2 separate regions of the Mus musculus genome follow, and region 2 is linked to region 1. Evidence: chromatin loops called from intact Hi-C (ENCODE). Cell type or tissue: heart. All regions are shown on one strand. Links, peaks and the distances in the headings refer to the core of each region. The heading gives the core; the rest is flanking DNA. Region 1 overlaps Rora (RAR-related orphan receptor alpha). Region 2 holds the start of Gm31262 (a long non-coding RNA gene).

The links. Hi-C counts contacts between places; a loop is a spot of excess contacts. Peaks named below come from ENCODE experiments on the same cell type or tissue, not always from the same donor. Only the 100,000 strongest peaks of a DNase experiment are listed, where the experiment ranks them.
Region 2: it touches region 1 in a loop (2.1-fold over the local background); 3 of 42 quality-filtered maps call a loop at or near these places.

Annotation. Positions count from the first base shown.
Region 1 is chr9:68,939,490-68,950,101 of GRCm38, forward strand. The region is part of intron 1 of Rora (RAR-related orphan receptor alpha); the gene reads left to right. Among named protein-coding and RNA genes, the nearest start is that of Gm31262, 120 kb to the left of the region's middle. In heart, for the core only: CTCF peaks have their summits at 1,332, 3,093 (motif pointing right) and 4,664; DNase peaks (open chromatin) are centred at 1,742 and 4,722.
Region 2 is chr9:68,815,551-68,826,162 of GRCm38, forward strand. All of the region lies in intron 1 of Rora (RAR-related orphan receptor alpha), which reads left to right. It overlaps Gm31262 (a long non-coding RNA gene), which reads left to right and starts at 7,818. Exons shown (of 2, transcript XR_379583.4): 1 at 7,818-10,612. In heart, for the core only: no CTCF peak of the experiment used is centred there; a DNase peak (open chromatin) is centred at 5,121.

The DNA.
Region 1 (10,612 bases), core at 1,230-9,229:
CTAAGAGGCATTCATTCTTTATTTTATGTTTTTTTGGAGGCATTTAATTCTTTGCACAAGAAAATGATGAAGTTTAAGACAAATACCCAAGCAGTGCCCCTTGCTGAAGTACAGCCAGTCTGGTGGGGCACTCTACGTAGTATCTGCTGGGGGCTGATTGGAGTGGATAGTTGTATTGATTAATTTTCCATCACTTTGACAAAAATGCCACGACCAAAAGCAGTGTAAAGATAAAAGAGTTTATCTGGGTTTTGCATACTAAAAGAGGGGGTCCATGGCATTGGCAACTGCAGAAGGAAGCTGAGAGATCACATCTTCAAGTGCAAATGCGAATCCAAGAAATTGAACTGGAAGTAGGGGGAGGATAGGAACTCTCAAAGTCCATCTCTAAAGACGGGCTTCCTCCAGCAAAGCTATATCCCACCTCCCCAAACAGTGCCCCCGCTGGGGCCCACGCCTTTAAATACTCACACCTCTGAGCACCAATTCTTCCATCCACAGCAGTTGGAATGCTGTCTTCCGCACTGCAATGCTCTTCTACACTGATTGAGACCATTACCGAGAAAATGCCAGGCTAGGTTTCTCCCCTCTATAGCCACTGTGTGAAGAAGAGAGTACCAGGTTTTCATTAAGGCAGAAGACCTGATAGATGTGTGGTTCTCTCTGTTTCTCCATCCTGGTGAGTTATGAAGAGACATACCCTGGTGCCAAGAGTGACACCAAGTCTCTCCATCAGAATAGCCCCTCAAGTTGCCTCACACCAGGCTGGGCTACACTGAGACCTTGTTCCAAGACTTTGTTCCAGTGAAGCAAGAACTGTTTGTAAGCAGCTAGAGGAGGTAGAGAGAATAATACTGCTTTGGGCATGGCTCTCCCCTTGACCCAGAGGGCTCCCTGGAGTGATGGATGCCAGGGTCGCCACATCAGATAGGCTTGGATCCTGCATAATTACATCTCTATGGAACTTTACAGAGCGACTCTGATTCTTCTCTCGCACACATTTCCTTGCGGCTGGTATTTCCTCGGTGACTCTCGAGGCTGAGTAGCCACAGAGCATGCATATTGTATGGGGAGGCTCTTCATCAGCAATGCCAACCTTGCTTTGTCCAACTCCAAGGGACTCGGGTTGCGAATCACTCTGTGATCACCTCACGCCATCCATAGCAGACAAGAGCAATCGTCCACAGAGGCAAAGATGAGTAACTTCTGGGAAGAGTGCATCCCTTAGTTCTCCAAGGGCTGCACTTTGAGGATCGCTGTGTGTGTAGTGTCTAGCAGTGCAGCCTACCCTGCTCCAGCAGGGGAGGATAAAGCTACCAGTTTGAGTCTGATGTTTTATTTATCTGTACTGGTAACTTTATGTAGGGTGTGTTTCTCTGTTTGGGCCTCAAGGCTGGTTGAGCAAAAGGCGGGAAACATTAATAAGTAATAGAGAGAGAGGGGCTGTCCATTTATAGTCTTTCAGAGATGACCTGGTTTCCATTCCAATGGGAGCGTTAGTGTTGTTTTAGAGTGATAGGCATCTGTGGATGCTTGCAGTGGTGCATTCGGGGATAACCAGGAGGGACACCTGCTTAGGCTATTTTTAGAATAAAAATTAAGAAACCTCAGGCAGCCCCAGGGGCCCTCCCCAGTTGGCAGTGCACACACTGTGAGCCCGAATAGTCCATTTTCCTGGGGTTGCGTGGGATCACTGTGTTCCTTTCTGTTCGCCTCCAGTGTCTGGTTATTATTAAACCACCCTTTGTGAGAGATTAACTCTGGCTTCCCTCCCAGTGAGGAGATGTCTACACAGAGCCAGAGTAGGCAGCCAATGGCAGGCACATGGGTTATTTGGTGTCGTACAGGAACAAACAACTGGTTGACAAGCCAGTTCTTCACTTTCTGATGGCTTCCCTTGGCATGGTAACAAGCTTCCGTAGCACATGGTATAAATGCTTCCCGAGCCTGCCTGCCTGCCTTCATTCATTCAGAAAGTATTTCCTAAGGGCCCCCTGTGGGATTTATTATTTCTAAAATGGGGATAATCGTGGTACCTATTGCATAGAATTATGTGGATTAAATGAGCTAATAATGTGTTAAGGATTTAGAACAGTGCCTGGCACGTAGTTAAGGCTTAGTCAAGTCAAGCTTGGCTGTGCAATTGAAGGGCTGATTTTTTTTTTGTTGTTGTTGTTCTAGGTGAGAAATGGACAGTGGAGCCAACAGTATAGAAAGAAAGATAGTTTCTGTGGTAAAGTAGGGAACTCAATTTTTATAGTGTGTGTGTGTGTGCGTGTGCGTGTGCGTGTGTTCAAATTAGTCTGGGAACCAGAGGTCATCCTTGGGTGTCACTCTCTAGGCAAACCTTACTTTTGAGACACTCACTAGCCTGGACTTGGTCTACAAGGCTACACTTGCTAACCAGCAGGCCCAAGGGATCCTACTTTTGGCCTCACCAGTGCTAAGATTACAAGCACTCTATCTAAGCACTTGCCTGGCTTTTAAATGTGGGTTCCGATGACCAAACTCCAGTTCTCATTGATTTTGCTGTGTGTGTTTGGGGATGGGGTGTTGTTGTTGTTGTTGTTTGTTTTGGTTTTTCAAGACAGGATTTCTCTGTGTAGCCTTGGCTGTCCTAGAACTCACTCTGTAGACCAGACTGGCCTCAAACTCAGAGATCTACTTGTCACTGCATCCATAATGCTGGGATTAAAGGCATGCGCCACCACTGTCAGGCTAATTCTCATGATTTTAAGGCAAGCCCTTGACTGACTGGCCCATCTCCCCAGTGTGAGGGATTCATTTTAATGGGGCCAAATCTATAGACAAGGGTGATGCTTCCTGATATCATGGTTCACAGAGTGAAATTCTTTGAGCGGTCATATCACCATCATCTGAGTGTGAAATATAAATTCTTTATCCTTGCCCAAGGGTTTCAAGTCAAATATTTCAGAGTTTGGGCCAGCAATTTGTGTTTGAATAAAGCCTCAGAGATTCTCCTTGCTAAGTTTGAAAAGAGCTGCCTAGTCTCTTGATGGCACTGGGAAAGAAAAAACTTGGACAATGTCTGCTTCATGACCTATACTGTATTTAACATCTACTAGTCCAGCAGGAGGCAGGCTCTGGACAGTAGCTCCTTCGTAAGGCAGGCAACAGCCTTGTTAACTGGCAGGGACCTTGTTAGTGCAGGCCCAGCCTGCTTCCTGAGCACAGGCAAGCCAAACCTCAGCTCTCCTCCTGGCTTACTGCCAACAGGGCACCACAACACACCCCTGTCATCCATATGCTAAGGATTCAGAGCTGGGGCTATGCTAAGTGGGTTTTTTTCCAGAACAACTGTGAGCTGCAAGGCCCCAGGGCACCTCTCATCACGTTGAGAAACGAGGGGAGACCAGCCTCTCTGGGTCCTTTCTAAGCAGATGCACATCTGGTTTGTGTGAGTCTGCCTACACACACCCAAAGACAGCCCATGGCCAACAGAATGTATCACACCAGCGCCTCTGAGAAGCTTGTTGCTGGCCTGGCTTTTATTACTGGTGTGCAGCCACCTCTGCGATGGAACGCCACAGCTGGAGAGAATTTGAGAACATCCGTCTAGATTTTCCGACTTTGCCCATTTGTTCGGTCATACAAATTTGTATGCTCCAGAATGGTGGAAAATAAGAAGAACATATCTCCCCGTGTCTACAAACCTTCAGCCCTTCCCTAAGGAACATTCCAGAATGGCAAGGGTCATGGCTCCTACAAATACCTACTGTTCAGGATAGATAGAGTGTTCTATGTCAATAGGAGAATACCAACTAGATGTGGAGTTAGAGGTTAAGACATAAGTGTGGATGTCTCATGAGGAAGGGGGAGGCTAGTTAGTGTTCCAGGCCTGGAAGGTGGGGCAGCAGAATCTTAGGATACATGCATAGAAAAGGGGTCTTAAGTAAAGGGGGATTGAGAAAGTATGAGAGATAGAGGAAATAGAGAGTGCTCAGAGGGAGGAACGAGTGATCCATCTAAATCATCCAGAGCCTAGACCATAAACAGAGAAATGGAGAAAATCAGCTCTTTGAGAATAGGTTAGTATGCTTTCTCCAAGGCAAGGGGTTTGGACAACATTTATGTGGAGGCCAGAAGAAAGTCTGATGAAGACTAGGAAGAGGGTTGAAACTGTAATTGCTGTCATTAGCTATCCTTGGTGGGAGTCTTGCTCAGAGACCTAGCTCCCAGGAAGCAGCAGAAACAAAGGAAGATCGAGGAAGTTAGTGTCTACAAGTTCATGACTGTGGGAGGTGGGGAGAAGCCAATGGGTAAGGAGGACGATGTTACATTGAAAGGTTGCATGATAGAGAAAGCTTCAAAACTCTCCAGTGGGGCTTGGAATGTAGATCAATTGGTAGAGTGTTTGTCTTGCTTTCATGAAACACAATAATACCAAATACACTGGGTATAAAGATCTATTCCTAGAATTTGGCCGGTAGAAGTAGAATCAAGAGTTCAAGGGCAACCTTGAGGGTATTGGAAGGCTAGCCTAGGCTACATGAAACTCTATTTCAAAACAGACAAACAACTCTCTGGAGATTTGGGGAAAGCAAGACTGACCACTAACTGAATTTTGCTGCAGTTCTGGTCCACAGTCCTCGAGACTTATCAGGAGACATTTGTCTCCCATCAGGCAAACACCAGAGGTCCTCAGCATTACATGCCAGCCAGGCTAGGAACATGTAACCATTCCAGGGAGTCTTGGCATGGGCTTGAGCTATGGGTTTGGTTCTGACTCACAAGAGTCCAAACCACCTACTGAGTCATTTGCAAAAGCTGTCTTTTCCTGCATGGTTTCCCAACAGTTACCCACCCCATCCAGTGGCTGGGAGATTGCAAGATCTGAAGGGAGCCGCGCAGTTCACCATGTTGTAGCTCCAGGCAAACTCAAGTTGTGTGTGTCAAACTGCAGCATGGAAATTGTGTTCTTGCTCTTCATAGAGAAACTCAGCACTGGGTGATGGCACAGAAGCAATAAGACGTGTCTGTTACTCCGTCTCAGGTCTTAGGTTCCCGTCACTGAGTAAATCTGATGGGATGGAAGGTTTCTCTAGAAAAGTCTCAGAGTGACCAAGTCCTGCTCTCCACTGAGAGAGGGTCTACAAAAAGTGTCTTCCCCAACCTGCTGCTTACCGCAGTGTCCTTATGGGAACAGAATTTGGCTCAAGTCTGCTAACGTCACTTCCATCTTTCATGCCTTTTTTAAAAATTGCTTTTGTTGAGCAGTTTCACCTCAGCTAGTTTTCACTCTCTCAAACAGTAATCTTGAGAAACATCAGAACATCTTCCCACTTGGGGAAACACTGACATTTTTAGGGTGAACACTGGCCATGTAGATGCTGTCCCATGATTTGTTATTTGTTTGTTTGTTTGTTTATGTATAGGAACCCTTTATTGTAACATTGGTTCGGACACACAGCCAAAGCACCAAGTCAGCACAGTAGCCTCGCAGGACTCCCTGGCACTGAGCTCATTAGAAAGAAATGAATATTTAGCTCGTGTGCTCAGCCAACTGTGCAAGGCCTGAGCTATCTCTATCGTAAGGCGGAAGAGTTTAGAGAGGAAGCAGAGAATCTCCTCAGACTGAGTCGCATCTTCTGTTTGGTTCTGGCGTCTTCTCAGGGGCTGGAGACTTACATTTTCCTGTAGAGCCCTCAACGGTAGGGAGAGTTGCTTTTGGCACTGTGAAGTCTCTCTGAAGCCTTCAGTCTTGGCATCAGGTGCATGGATTTTGGTACCAGCACCTATTTCTGGAGGCAAATCAAGACCACTTGGTGCAGAGAGGAGGCAAAAGCTGAAGACTTGAAGGGTCCACGGAGTCTGAGAGAGAGGCAGCCGTAGCTTGGGTGGCTGGAACTCTACCTTCTCCCTGCTCTCCCTGGAGGAGGGCTGCTGGGAAGCCTTAAGAGGAGCAAGGGGAAGAGTTTCATCAGGGAGAGTCAGGCTCAGATGACAAGTGACAGGGCTCAGATGGAGGCCCGAATGATGCCCCTTTCTGTCTGGATCAGGGCCTCTAGGCTTCTGGACGGTTGGCATGTCATGGTTACCCATGGGGTCACTATGCGCTTGGGTCCTCCTCGGCCCACTCATTGACTTGGAACCTTTTGCTGCTGGAGTCAGATACACTGTCGCATGTGGGAAGAAGTGAGTCTGGCAAGTCATCCTGACTTGCACACAAGGACAGGAGCACATGTATGTATGTATGCATGCCTATACACACGGCACCCACACAAGCAAGCACATGGAGCAAACTAATTAAGTGTGATTTTAAAAATTTAAAAATATGTGCATTTGTAAGGGGTGAGTCCCTCTCACATCCTTGTGAAGATGAGGCAGGAATGCTTTATGCCGTAAAAGAGCAAACTCTGGTCTTAAGAGCTACTCTTTCAACTGACTTAAGCCTTAAGCAAAACTTTGGGGACCACACCTAAACTCATGTGAGGCTATTCCATGTCTATTTGAATCTCCCAATGTCAGCCACTAGAGTAGGGCCTAGACTCAGAAATGAACAGGTGGCCATCTCTCCTCAGGGAACACATGTTCTCAACAAGTTGGGAGTAAGTGATGACAGTCACCTCATGCAACTGTAGACTTGGATCCTCTGTCAACATAACAGGGAAATAAGGGCAGAGTGGCTTTGGCTCTTGAAGGACCTCAAGTATCTTACATTCTCTATGAATGAAGCTCAGTGCACCGTGAGGCTGTCTCATTTCTTCCACCAAGGGGCAGGATGAGCTTATGTCTAGAAGTAGTCACAGAAGCTGGGTTATCTAGGGTTCACCTGGCCCCTCAATTCCCTACGTGATATCCTTCCCATACTGTCTCGTCCTGGTAGTGGGTCACTCTCTGACTACCTGGTGGTAGATCATTTCCTTCCTTCCATGTATTGGGAAGGAAAGGAACATGTAGCAAGGGGCTGTGACTACAGACTACATCTTATTCCCACACATTCCCCCACACTCCTGACTGGTAGATGCTTGAGAGTTGGATCCTGTGTCTACTTGTGGACATTGGGAAAGGAGGTGTGTGTGGGGGTAATCCTCTGTCATCCTCCTGTGTTGACCTGACTGACAAGGGTATAACCCAGGGTCATGTGGCATTTACTAGCTAAGAAAAGAGAAGTAGACGGGAGAAGACAGGTAATCTCAAGAGCCACCAGGAGTGCTGAGGATTTGATTTTGTCCAGGCTCCTCACAAGCCAATAACACGGAGCGACAGACGAAAACTGCGCTGTCCACAGGAGTGACCACCAGCTTCACACTAGATTGATCTGAGTTATTGAAATTAAATGATATTTTAAAATCAGGTTGCTTCTCTTTTTTTTTTTATTTTTAAGAGTGTGCATGTGCATGAGGAGAGAGGTCAAGGTCACCATCTTCCTCTGTCATTTTCCATTTTACTTTTTGACACATGCTCTCCCAGTGAATTCGGAGTTTATCAGCTGGCCAGTTGGCCTGCCAGTGAGCTTCAGGAATATTCATGTCTCCACCCCAACTTCAAGCGCTGGTATAACAAGTTTTGCCAGCATGCCCAGTTTCTGTGTAGGCTCCAGGGAATCCTAACTCAGGTCCTCGTGCTTGCATGGCTTTTTTGATGAGCCATCTCCCCAGATACAGTTCCTCTCTAATACTAGCCACATGTCAAGTGCTCAAGAGCCATTGTGGCTAGTGGCTAGAGGCACTACGTATTGCTTTTTTTGTGGAAAATCCACATGGAGTACTGGAGATGCAATAGAATACTGGAGAGCTTGTGAGAGCCTTGTAGGGGTGGGAGTAAAGAGTAGGGATGCCCAGGGACTAGGGTCTTAGCAAGCACTTCCAGACGGCTGTTACACATATCCATTTCAGGATGCAGCCCTCTTAAGGATGGTAGAAGTTAGGAAGTGACCCTGGACAACCTGGCATAGCCACTGAGCATCTTCTGAGAGGTTTCTGGCTCTCTCTACTCCCATGCAAGATTTTCCAACCCAGACTTTCAGATAAATATGATGAGCATCTTTGCTGGCAGCCAAGAGTACACTCAGCGAAACCCTCCTGGTTCCTCCAAGACACACTCAATAAAAAAGAAACGGGGCTTTCTTGCGCTAGCTTCCTCTCTCCTTCTCCAGGATCAGGAGGATGGAAATAGCCTCACCACTCCCCTTGAGCATGTTTGAATCATAAGTACATTCCCTCTAAAATAAATTTATTTCCTGCTGCCTTCCTCCCCACAAAGCCCAACCAGTGATGAATACCAGACTTCATAGCCTATTTGTCAGCACAGGGCACCTGTGAGGATTCCTGCGGAAGATAAATTTTGGTTTGGGAGAGGGGGGCCCAGAGAAGGAGGGACCTGGACAGGAATAAATCTTAACATGTTGTGCCAGACTGTGAATGAGCGTTTGCCTCCGCAAGGCTCACCTTCCTGACAAGGGATGATAAATTACCCTCTTTGTTGACACCTTCATTGGGTTATTTATGGCTCATTAATTGAACCGAAAAGGGGCCTTGTAGACCCAGCAGGGGACCATACAATGCTCCTCCAATGGACCCAGCTCAAAGAAAAGAACAAAGAACGGAGAGAGGGGGAGGGCAGGAGTTTGCCCAGCTCCTTGACTTGAGGACGCTCTTCACCAAACAATTCAAGATTAATAAATGAAATAAAATGAAAGCACGGGTAATTATCAATGGGGATGGGAACAACCCAGAACCCCCACACCCCCAGTCCTCAGCCCCTGTACTTCTTGGAACCATCTAGAGGAATAGGTGCCTAGAGTTCTGTGCTGTATTGGCAGTGTCATGCTTGAATCTCCTAGCAAGTCAGCCATGGGGAAGTGAAAACTGTCAGAGGACTCAGGTAAAGTCCCAGCTCCCCCATCCCCCAGGTTTGCTTCATGACCTTAGGGAGCTTGGGAGATCCCTAAACTCCAGTGCCCTCCCTTTTGAAATGAGAGCATTGGAGTAGAGGGCCTCAAAGCCTTCTGCTGTTCTTTTCTGATGTTGTTCGGGTTTTTCTTATGTATATGTGTGAGCATGGTGGCGTGCATGTGTGTGCCTGCTCATGTGCATGTGTGGAGGCTGGAGGCCAGCTGCAGATGTCATCCCCAGGAGTTTTCCACCTTGTCCTTTGAGACAGGGTCACTCACTGAACCTGGAGCTCACTCATGAGTTCCAGAGACCATCCTGTCTCTATTTCCTCAGGGCTTGTATTCCAAGCATGTACCAGCCACACGTAGCCTTCGAACATGGGCTCCAGGGCTTGAACTCAGGGCCTCGTGCTTGTGGGGCACTCGCTTTACCCACTGAGCATCGTCCCAGCCATCTTTTATAACTTCAAATGGTCTACAAAGGGAAAGCAGATTCTCTCCACTGCCATTGATTTGGTTTAACATGTCCACTTCTGCTTATTAGCTATTGACTTACTGTGTTGCATTTCCTGGGCCCCTATCATGCATTAGATTCCAGGGAGTGTGGGAAGGCACATATAGTGTGTGTGTTTTGGCTTCCATGAACTTCTAGTCTAGAGTTCTGGTAGTGTTTTTGGGAGCTGACTATTCTCAGTAACTCTTATGTTTAAGTTATGTCTGGATGAGGGACTCACCGGATAGTCTCCATAAAATCTTCTTTCTTTGACAATACTGAAAGAGGTCATGGTTCCTGCTGTGTATGAAAGGCTGCTTCTCAGACTCAGGGTGCCATTTTGGTCATGAATATGCTAACGCAGTGGGAGGGACCTCTCATTTAAAATGCGAGGTGTTTTCCCTCCACTCTAGTCTTCTAGATTCTATCTGATAAAACAAACAAACAAACAAACAAACAAACACAGCCGGGCGTGGTGGTGCACGCCTTTAATCCCAGCACTCGGGAGGCAGAGGCAGGCAGATTTCTGAGTTTGAGGCCAGCCTGGTTTACAAAGTGAGTTCCAGGACAGCCAGGGCTATACAGAGAAACCCTGTCTCAAAAACACCAACAAACAAACAAACAAACAAACAACCCCACAAAAACATATCTCATTCATAAAGAGAATGGCAGGCTTCATCTGTTTATTTCTTTAGAGAAATATTTGCTTATCTGATTCCACAGAATTTCATTGCGTCCATTTTGTCTGTGTGTCACAGTTGTGTTTGAAAGATGGCTCAGCAGTTAGGAGCACTTACCACCCCTGAAGAGGACCTAAGTTCAGTTCCCAATATCCACATCAGGTAGATTCACAGCCATTTGTAACTCTGATTCACTGATTCATGGGATACACACACACACACACACACACACGAAAAGGGCATGGATTATTAGAGCCAGTAGAGTTGGGTACTAAGCAGAACACAATGCTGAATGCAAGGGTGGATTCTGATAGCCATTGGAACCGACCTGCTTATAGTTCTAGTGGTGATACTGAGGCCTAGAGGGGCAAGGTAGTCAGTTCAAATGGCTAGAGAGTGAAATATTTCCACATTGAGTGGAAAGTACTTCTTCTAAATGTAGGCCACTGAGACAGAGCTCCAACTGGACCTCCCTCAAGATACTCCTGACCCCATTCTTAGAACAGCCAGTCCAGTGGGTACCAAAGTCTGTATGATAAAGTGCCTCATCAGGACTGTGGGATGGGAGGAATGGGGAAACAG
Region 2 (10,612 bases), core at 1,310-9,309, 120 kb before region 1:
ATCTTTAGCCGTAGACACGGACATCAGAGCAGTGCCACCTCTTCCCACAATGCTACCTCAAATATGGCTCCCAAAATTAGCAGTGAGGACAGGTCTAAACCCACGCAGCATTTATACATGTATATGTTGTTGAGATGGTGTCTCATATAGCCTAGGCCTAGGGCTCATGCCCTAGCCAGCTATAGGCTTTTAACAATACTCACACGATCAGGCATAGACCCCCCTCATGGGCAGCAGGTTTCCAATCCAATCAGAAAGAAATTGGTTACTCCCATAATAGCCATGCCAATCTTGCACCAGTGGGCACATCTTGTCTGGCATGTCAATTGAGTCAACTTTTGAGTTACAACATTACGGGTACTTTGTAAACTATACTGAGACCTAACATCTGTTTTTATTTAAACTCTTGTCACGCGTGTTGTCTTTGGTGTACTGGGAACACTGAGTGATTTGTGCTAGATTCTGTTAGGGGAGGAGCTGGGGAAGACTGAGCAACTCAGGCGAGCGGTGCGGTGGCGTTGGAGTCGGTGAGATGGGCTGGCATGGAGGTCCTTGAAGAAGGTCACTTCCTGCTTGGCTGTCTCCTACCTTAGACATTGTAGAATTCTATTCCAGGCCATTAGAGGAATTGGGAATCGTGGCCAGTGCTGCTTTTGCTGCCTGAAGCTGGGGGGAAGCAGAAGTATCTCAATTCCTGGCATGGGGGTCTCTCAGCCACCTGCATACTCTCTGTGTTGATTATCAAAAAAATTTTTTTTTACACTTGGGCCTACTGATGTTAAGAGAAAATTGGAGAGGTTGTCAAAACAGCATGTCTTTGTCCTTCAGAGAGACTCACAGAATCAATATGAAGGGGCTTGTCCTACGTATTTAATAAGCCCTCCAAGTGTGTTCACGGTGAACCCGACTTACTTACAGCCCAGCTTTGAAATGTGGCCTCCCGAGCTCCTGTAAGGATAATGAGAATGGGCCTCTTAAAGATATCTTTGCATTTTGGGGCACTGCAAAAAATAAAGAACTGCTAAAATATTTGGCCCTGAGGAGGTACACACCAAAGGCTTGAGTGGAGACTGACTAAATGAATTGTAACTATTCTTCACGGTGATGTATAGGAGTTGGAATCTTCCCCCTTCAAAATGAGATGAGATTGTGTTTGGTACCCACTGACACTCCCTCCCAAGAGGCTCAGGGCTGATTACATAATGTGGTAAACACGGCCTGTCTCCCTGTCCTCTATCGTTTCTAAAATGTGCTATGTTCAGAAGATGGCCTAGTCAGCCATCATTGGGAAGAGAGGCCCCTTGGTATTGCAAACTTTATACACCCCAGTACAGGGGAATGCCAGGACCAAGAAGCGGGAGTGGGTGGGTAGGGGAGCAGGGTGGGGGAAGGGTATAGGGAACTTTTGGGATAGCATTTGAAATGTATATAAAGAAAATATCTAATAAAAAATAAAATAAAATGTGCTATGTTGACTTTGCCACCATTGCTGCCCTTGGCGGTGACTCCAGGGTGTCGTGACTGGAAGGAGCTGAAATGTCAGCTGGGACATATGTTTGTGCTTCCTTCTGAAGTCAAAGAGAGGCCTTGCAGGTGGCAGACAGCACAGAACACAAAGAGGTATATGAGACTAGGATTTGGATTTCGCAGAATTTACAATTGTGCAGTTGGGCGTGCTCACATTTTATGCCATGATACCGGTTCATTTTCCCAGGAAGCCAGCTCTGGGTTTGTCAGGTTGAAAAGCTGGGAACTGAGGCTGTAGCCCAGGTGGTGGAGTGATTTCCAAGTGCATTCAAGAAGCCCTGGGTTCTGCTGCTCCTACAGTGTAGCCCCAGCACTTGGGAGGTGAACACACCTGTATTCCGTATCATTCTCAGCTACCAAGGGAGTTGAAAACCGGCCTGGGCTGTGTGAGAACTTGTTTAAAAAAAATCAAATTGAAATGCTATCATTTAGTATTTACATCCAGTTCTGAGAGCAGTGGTGACTCTTGACTGGGTGCACACTCTGTGCAGGGCCAGTTCCCTCAACCCTTTGTACGTTGTAGTAACCCATGGGTCCCCATGGCCCCCTTCATCTCTCCATTTGAATATGGAAAAGGTGGAGGGTCTAGAAACCCTGAAAGATGTTTCCAAAGATAGACAACAAGTGAACAGGAGACCCAATATCCCTCCCAGATCTTTTCAGGATGCCATTACATCCTTCATTGCAAGATTGCTCATGCTGATGTGCAGAACCCTTTTGTATAGCTACAAGGTCAGATAACCATGAGCCACTCTCCACTTAGGTAGTTGGAGATAACACTTTCAGCAAGTTCAGACTAACTTTGTGCTTTGGGTTACCCTTTAATCTTCTAGCATGTTCTCAACAGGTCAAAGTGTCCCTGTAAATGGGTCCAACAGCTTTGTGTAGGTTTGCTTCATGGAAATTTAGCTAACTCCCATTGAAGAAGAGTCTGTTTTATGTGGGGCTTCACCTCTTAGTCACCAGATTGATAGGCACCAGGGAAAAGTAGGTGGATTTTTTGTTTGCTTGTCTGTTTTGATTTCCTAATGATTCCTAATATATTATATCACCATCATTTTAAAATTGCACATACATGCGTTTGTGTGTGTGTGTGTGTGTGTGTGTGTGTGCGCGTGCGCTCGCGCGCGCTCATGCCAGAAGACAGCCTCGGGTATCACCTCAGGAATATCCCCACCTCCTTTAAGACAGGGCTTCTCCTTGGCCTGAAGCTCACCAGTTACGCTGGGATGGCTGATCAGGAAGCTCTAGAAATCCCTGACTGTACCCCCAGGACTGAGGTCACAGGCACACATCTGGTGTTTTACACAGGTGCTGAGAATGGAGCACGGGTCTTCAGGCTTATGTTTCCAAGACTTTACTAAATAAACTGTGTCCTCAGCTATTAAACTTGGTCATCATTTTTTTATTTTTTTAGGGCTCTGGTTCTTAATCTCAGGTGATACATCCAAGTTGTAAATTTTATCATATCCAAGTAAGCGTAACAGATTAGAGAAGGTGCTCACGTCCAGTGGGATGTCTCTCCCAGCATGTCGTTCATCATCTGCTCCTTAGTGAGGAGTGTTAAGGGTCCATAAGCACTCCCACGTCAGGATGGAGGTGACTTCCCACGTGGATACAGTTCATGGATGCTGTGTCTCTGTGCATCTGGGAGAGGAGAGAGCGCCTCTACCATCAGTCACTGTACCTAGCATGCCCTGCACACTGAATACATACATGAATAAGCACAAAGCAGCCGAGTGTTGCTGGGACTTCCTGAAGCTGGTCACCCCAGAAGTAGTGGGCACAAACTCTCCAAAAAGTTATCTAATCTGACTCTTCTTCCTGAGCTATACACTCTCCCTTGTTCTCCCTTGATGGCTTCGTAGCCTGTATCTTTGAACACATCCTTAAGGGTCCTCCTCTGGGATTTCTTAGTCCTATGGGCTCAGCTAGACCTAGTGTACAAAACCCTGGGCTTGGTCATAAGCTTTGGTTGCTGGCTTGTCTTCAGATGAAAGAATGCTTGACAACATTGACAGTAGAATAGTAGAGAAGCCTCTGAGGACATAGCACTTTCCATGCAAGCCTGAGGACCAGAGGAATTCAGATCCTTTGAATCCACGTAAAATCACAGATGGTAGTATGTATGAAGAGTTGCAGCACACCTAAGACAACATGAGAGGCAGGGACAGCAGAATTCTTAGATGCTGTCCAGTCAGCTAGCCTGGCATACAGTGTGATATACAGTGAAAGATCCTGTCTCAATTAAGGTGGATGCCCAAGATTGTCCTCTTAGATCCATACACATGCCATGGCTCCCTTGTACCCCCTCCCCCTCCCATCCCCCACACCATTGGCCCTTGGGTCAGCCACTGGCTTAATCAATATTGTTTCTTTTTAGCTTGGTAACTGTACTGGCTAGTTTTGTATCAACTTGACACAGCTGGAGTTATCACAGAGAAAGGAGCTTCAGTTGAGGAAATGCCTCCATGAGATCCAGCTGTAAGGCATTTTCTCAATTAGTGATCAAGTTGGGAGGTCCCGTTGTGGGTGGTGCCATCTCTGGGCTGGTAGTCTTGGTTCTATAAGAGAGCAGGCTGAGCAAACCAGGGGAGGCAAGCCAGTAAAGAACATCCCTCCATGGCCTCTGCATCAGCTCCTGCTTCCTGACCTGCTTGAGTTCCAGTCCTGACTTCTTTGGTGATGAACAGCAGTATGGAAGTGTAAGCTGAATAAACCCTTTCCTCCCCAACTTGCTTCATGGTCATGATGTTTGTGCAGGAATAGAAACCCTGACTAAAACAGTAACATTTATCCAGTACCTACTGTATACCAGGTGATAAGAAAAGATGCATAGTACCCCACCCCTTTGCAGCTCTGTGCTCAGCAACCAACACACTACTTTGTTTCCTCTTATCTCTTGCAATTGGAACGAGACTATATTAGCCTGAATTCCTTTTAATTTACCAAGGGAAGAGTCGACCATAAAATGTTTTAGGGCCAGTGTCTAAGAATACTTCATGCTTTGGAATTAGACTCTAGGAAGAAGGGAAAACCAAAAGCACTCGTGTCCTCTCAATCTGCTGCCCACTCAAGTCATTCCTGCTTCATGCCAGCACATGGCAGACATGAGTTTCACCTGCAGGTAAGCACTGCCCACCCACTCTATGATGCCAGCCAGGTTCCACGGGGAAGGAACACAGTCCTTCCTCCCCAAGTCCTTCAGGATGCCTGCTTTCAGATCCAGGCATGACATTTTCATTGGCTTGGAGGCTGGATTCTAGCTTCCATCAATAAAAAGAACGTTGGTGGTCTGGCTACTGAAGCATCCCAAGCTACTTTCCCCATGTGCTCCTTGGCATGAGGAAACAGAAAACCTGGTGGGGAGTCCACAGCATCCCCAAGAAATTGACAGGAAAGGTGTCCCCAAGGGTGGCTGGGATCTTCTCCATCTCCCATGCTGTGGGCCTCAGGGTCACCCATATTCCCTCCTTTCTGGAGGTGTGCTAGAGAAGGCCTGCATCCAAGGGCCTAATCTGAGGGGTGTTGTCATGGCAACCACTGGGGACCAGGCCAGGGAGAAGCAAGCTCCTGTGGTGTACTGACTTAAGCTGGAACCAAATGAAGAGGGGAAGAGAGGTGAGCCAAGAGGAACATGTGAAATGGGAGCCTGGGTGCCAGGGTGCTGGGGGTGTTATCAGGTGCTCACTCTTGCATGGCACCATGCCAGTTGCCAGGAATGCCTGGTGAATCTGTCACTTCCTCTGAAGGCTCAGCTTGCTGTTTCACTCACCAAGTATTTCCTGAGACCCAGGACTGCCTCTTGGACTAGGGAACAAGGGATGTAAAACAACAGAGATACCTCCACGCCTCTGTCAACCTAGACTTCAGAGGCACTTATCCTGAAGAATTACTTATTTTTTAAATAAAATACTGTCATGTTTTGATCCATTTGGGGGGAGTTATTTGATTGTCCAAAGTATCTATCTCTTTTCTGGAGTAGAGCTGTTGGCTGTCCAAACAGTGGCTTTGAGTTTCATTTATTTATCTTTGATCTCTTGGATACTGTATGTCTTATTCTGGTGTTCAGGAGGATCCCCTTGTCAGGGGACAGAGTAGGTAAAGACAATCATGGCGAAGTCTCTTCTACTATAGCACATAAGTAGCAGAACACTGGAAGCTTAGATTTCCCGGTAGGAGGAAAAGTTCATGTAGCTAGCGATCATGGTGGCGTGCCTCATAATCCAAAGGAGAGCTTGTCTGACAAGAGGATGATGCCTCTGAACCCATTTTCTTCTAGAAACATATTTAGTTGCTTAGATAATGGTTTTGTACTAAATAAGTGCAGCTGAAGGGCTCTTTGGTAGGCAGGGGAAAGAAAATGGAGGATCACAATTCAATAATCAGATCTTGGCTGGGTGAGCCTCACTGAAAGCTGCTCAGGGAAGATCTTGTAGGGAGTGTGTGCTGCAGATGGCCCAGCTGGTCTGCTTCTTAAGGGTGTTTATTCTGGAGGCAGGAGTCTTGGTTGTGCAGGGGGTCTATTGAAATAAGAGAACACTCTCCCTCGTCCACTCCCTTTTCCTCCCCTTCTTCTCATTCCCTCCTTCACTCCCTCCTCCTCCCCCTCTGTCCCCTTTCTCCTTACCCTTTCCCCCCCTTCCCCTCCTACTACCCTGATAGAAGCAGCCCCCTTATGTTAACCAATGGGCATTTTCATGTTTTCTCTTTCTCTGGAGACCCCATTTTTCCCAGAGCTTTAGCGTTCTGTTCATTAGAAGGGAGTCAAATCACTAACATATATTAGAAGAAAGACACTGTGATAATAACTATGCATTATCAGGCCATGGTGGTGGCTTATCATGAAAAAGACCAGTAAAATGGTCAGTTCAGATGCTGTTGTCAAGCCTGACAACTTGAGTTGAATGCCTGGGTCCCGTGTAGTATGTAGTGGAAGAGGAGAGCTGACACCTTCAAGCTGTCCTCTGATATCTATGTGGATATCTGACGATGACCTTGAACTCATAATCCTCCCATTCCCCTCTCCCAAGTGTGAGGATGCTCCGCTGGAGGTATCACATCATGTCCAGGTTTGATGCTCAAATCCTTTAAACCTGATGCCTCTCATCAAGCTTCATTACCCGTAGTGTTCTGTTGCAGGAATTGTACTTATTTATGCTTAGAAGGATGGATTTTTTGAAGAAACAGGCTCATTTTAGAGCTCCAGAGTCCTCCCTCTCTCTCTCTTGATTACTACTCTTCAGTAAACCTGGGTGAGACTCAGAAAGCTGATGTTTTTATTGGGTTCCTGCACCCCTAAGTTTTCTAATAAATAAAGTAGGATACAAAAAGACACACACACACACACACACACACACACACACACATACACACACACACACCCTGGTCTTCAAAGGTATCCATCATATACTTCCTGAGGGGAGGGGCATGGGATATGAGAATAAAATGGTAGAGTAAGCACCCTGCATTGCTTTGCATTGTTATCATACTTTTCATTACCTATGGACTCTGAATTTCCCTTATTTTTTCAGCATAAAGACGCTCCATGGCATCTAAAGAGATGTTCAAGGCACTTGCCTTCCCTACAGAAAATCTCCGATGTGATTCCTATGAGAACTGCTGGCAGGAAGATCACATTGGGGTGGGGCATCAGAAATGATGAGCCCCCTTTCCTGCTTTTTAGCTCACGTTTCCTCTTTGTTGCCTGCATAATGGCGTGTGCAAGACTGAGTATGAAGAGTGCTGGAATACCTTCATTTTGTGCAGGCCATCTTGAGTTTGTTGAGGCTCCCTGCTTTTTCTTCCCCTGCCCATCGTGTCTGAGGAGATCTGGCAGGCTGAGATACCCTTGGGTGTTTGCGGGAGAACACTGAAGCCAGGCTTCTTCGATGAGCTCAGCCACCCAAAATGTCACATCATCGCTGCTCTGTTGTCTCACAGTGACGGTGAGAGACACACTCAAAGGTTAATTTCAAATCTTGTCAAACATAGATCATTAAAGGTGCACACCTTCAAAGCTATCAGGAGCCAAGAGGGACCACAAATGCAAAGGCTGTGTGGGCTAAGCACTGTCAGAAAGAAGCTCCTTCCACAGTCCAATCTGGGTGTCACATCTCCACTCAGCAGTAGTGACTCTTTGCAGAAGGGATGGACATCTGTCTTGTTTTAATTATCTTCTTTGGAGGCAGGCTTTGGTATCTCTTCCATTCTTTGCTGCTTATTCTAGGCTAGAGATTGATCATATATATATATATATATATATATATATATATATATATATATGCACACACAGACACAATAACAGAAACGCGCGCACACACACACACACATATATACAGGCTTTTGTGTTTCTGTTTGTTTTGATTCCTGGAACTGTATTTAGATGAGAAATACACCAGATTGAAAGATGGTCCATCTGGTGTCTTTGGCTTTGAGGAAAGCCAGTTTCATTATATCGTGGTGGAGCTGATGCTTGAAAAACACATGTTTACCCAAAGTCTGGTGAGTTCCATGCCTCTGGAGAGTCCTGGGTTTTGTTTCCTTGCGGGTCAGGCATGGTCAGTCATTGCTGACTTTACTTCCTTCAACTTGAGATGCTGACAGTGGAGGGAAGCCGGGGTCCAGAGCATTTCAGATAGGAATTTCGATATTTCTGCTCAGGGGGTTTTGTTGTCGTTGCTGTTGAAGTTTCCCTTTGAACATGTTATTTATCCTCTCCACATCTCTGTTTCTTCCTGTGTTACTAGAATTTTCCTGGCTGGGGGAATGATTCATTGGTAAAGTGTCTGCTGTGAATTGTGAGGACTTAAGTTTAGAACCCCAGCGCCCACCCATGTAAAAAAGCCCTACAAGAAGGCACATCTGAAAGCCCAATATCTGGCAGGTTGAGCGTCTTAGGGTTTCATGGCTGTGAAGAGACACCATGACCAGCACAATTCTTATAAAGGAAAGCATTTAATCGGGGCTGGCTTCAAGTTTCAGAGATTTAGCCCATGGCAGGAAGCATGGTGGCGTGCAGGCAGACAAGGTGGTGGAGAAGGAACTGTAGAGTTCTACATCTCTCAGGCAGCAGGAAGAGAATGTTTCACTGGGCATAGCTTGAATATCTGAGATCTCAAACCTGCCCCCTCTTCTTCCAACAAGACCACACCTCCTAATAGTGGCATTCCCTATGGGCCATGGGGACCATTTTTACTCAAATCACCCCTGTGCAATTGGTAGATACCTAGAGCTCATGTTAAGCCATCCTAGCTGAAGCAACAAGTTCTAGGTTCAGTGGGATAACCTGGCTCAAAAAGTGAGGTGGAAAGAATTGAGGGTGACAGTTGACATTGACCTCCGACCTCCACCTGCACACAGGAGAGCCCATCCCTTTTACAGGCATACACACAGGAGAAAAAAAATATATATATTCACACACACATCCCCATAGAAAATAAAATCAGGCAAAAATAGTTTAAAGAATGTGAATACAGAGCTAGGCAGATATCTCAGCTGGCAAGCTGCTTCCTATGCAAGCACAATAACCCGAGTTCAGTCCTTAAAAATCTACCTGAAAGCCAGACATGGTGATGCACACCTGTAATCCAAGAGGAGGTGTAGACAGGTAGATTTCTGCGATTCACTAATTAGATAGTTTGCCTGGTGAGTTCCAGGCTAATGAGAGACCCTGTCTAAAAGTAAAAGTGGAGGCTTCATGAGGAGTGATTTCCAGAGATCCTGTCTTGTTACACACACACACACTTACCCATATATACACACTCATACACACATACCCAAACACCCATACACACACCCATACACATACCCATACACACACAAACACCCATATACCCGTACCCATACCTATACACACACCCAACACACACATACACCCCCCCCCCACACACACACACCTGACACATAAGCTACTTGACGGTTCCAGCCTAGCACTGGTGTCCATTCTTAATGCGTTCATTTTCTAGCTTCTTATTTTCTCCATTAGTTTTATTTTAAACCTAACTTTTTTTTTTTTTCATTTAAATGAACTGAAAACTAACGGCTCCATGTGGTGGGTTTGTTTCTTCCAAGGAGCAGGGGTTTCCAAGGTGGTGTGTTTAATGAAAATCTACTTCAATAGCAGCAGTTACCTTGAACAAACAGGAACTGCAGCCTCCTGTGAAGGAATCTCACCTGTCAGGAGACATTAATCAGCCTGTGAGGAGTGGAGGCTAGGCGCTGTGGTTAATTATTTAAAACTAGTTTCCTCTGAAAACATTTCTCAGACCATGCTGGCTGCTTTTGTTACGTATGGACATCGGCAGTGACAGTTTGTGCTTTTGCTGAGGTGGTTCTAAAAATACAGGAGAGGAATGTGGGTATATGATCAAAGTTCAGGGGCATTGTGATTTTTCTGCCTGTAGGTTTTGTGGAAAACAGTTGCTTGGAAAATTCAGATGAAGGTGTGTGTGTGTGTGTGTGTGTGTGTGTGTGTGTAGACATGGATCTACATGGATATAAGAGTGTGACCCCTTGGCATGCATTTGTGAAGGGCAGAAGTCAAAGTGAGGTATTTTTCTCAATAGATTTCCACCTTGTGTTTTGGGATGGGGTCTCTCACAGAATTTGAAGCTTATGGATTCAGCTAGACTGGGCAGCCAGTGAGCTCCAGGGATCTGTCTGCTTCCCCTCCCCCTGCCCACCAGCAGTATGGTTATCAACCCATGTCACCATACTTGACAGTTCTATTTGGTTGCTGCCAATCCAAACTCAGGTTCTGATAGTTTTGCAGCAAAGAATGTGACCAATTCAGCCATCTCTAAGGCTTCCAGGTGAACCTTTTGAGACGCCTTGTTCTTTCTGTGGTTGAGTTTATATAGTGGATCTAAACTGGGCCCGGGATCCAAGCTCAACACTGGGAACACCTTGACTAGCCAACCTCTGCAAGGTGTGGCCAGTTTGCTGGCAAGGCAAGCAAGCATGGCCAGTGTGTTTACTTTGGAAGGATTGATTTTCTGCTACACAGGCAAGGTGCTCTGTAAATATTAGCCATGGAAGGAATACCAGTCCTCACACTGGCCCTGGTCACTTAGTAAAGCCCTGC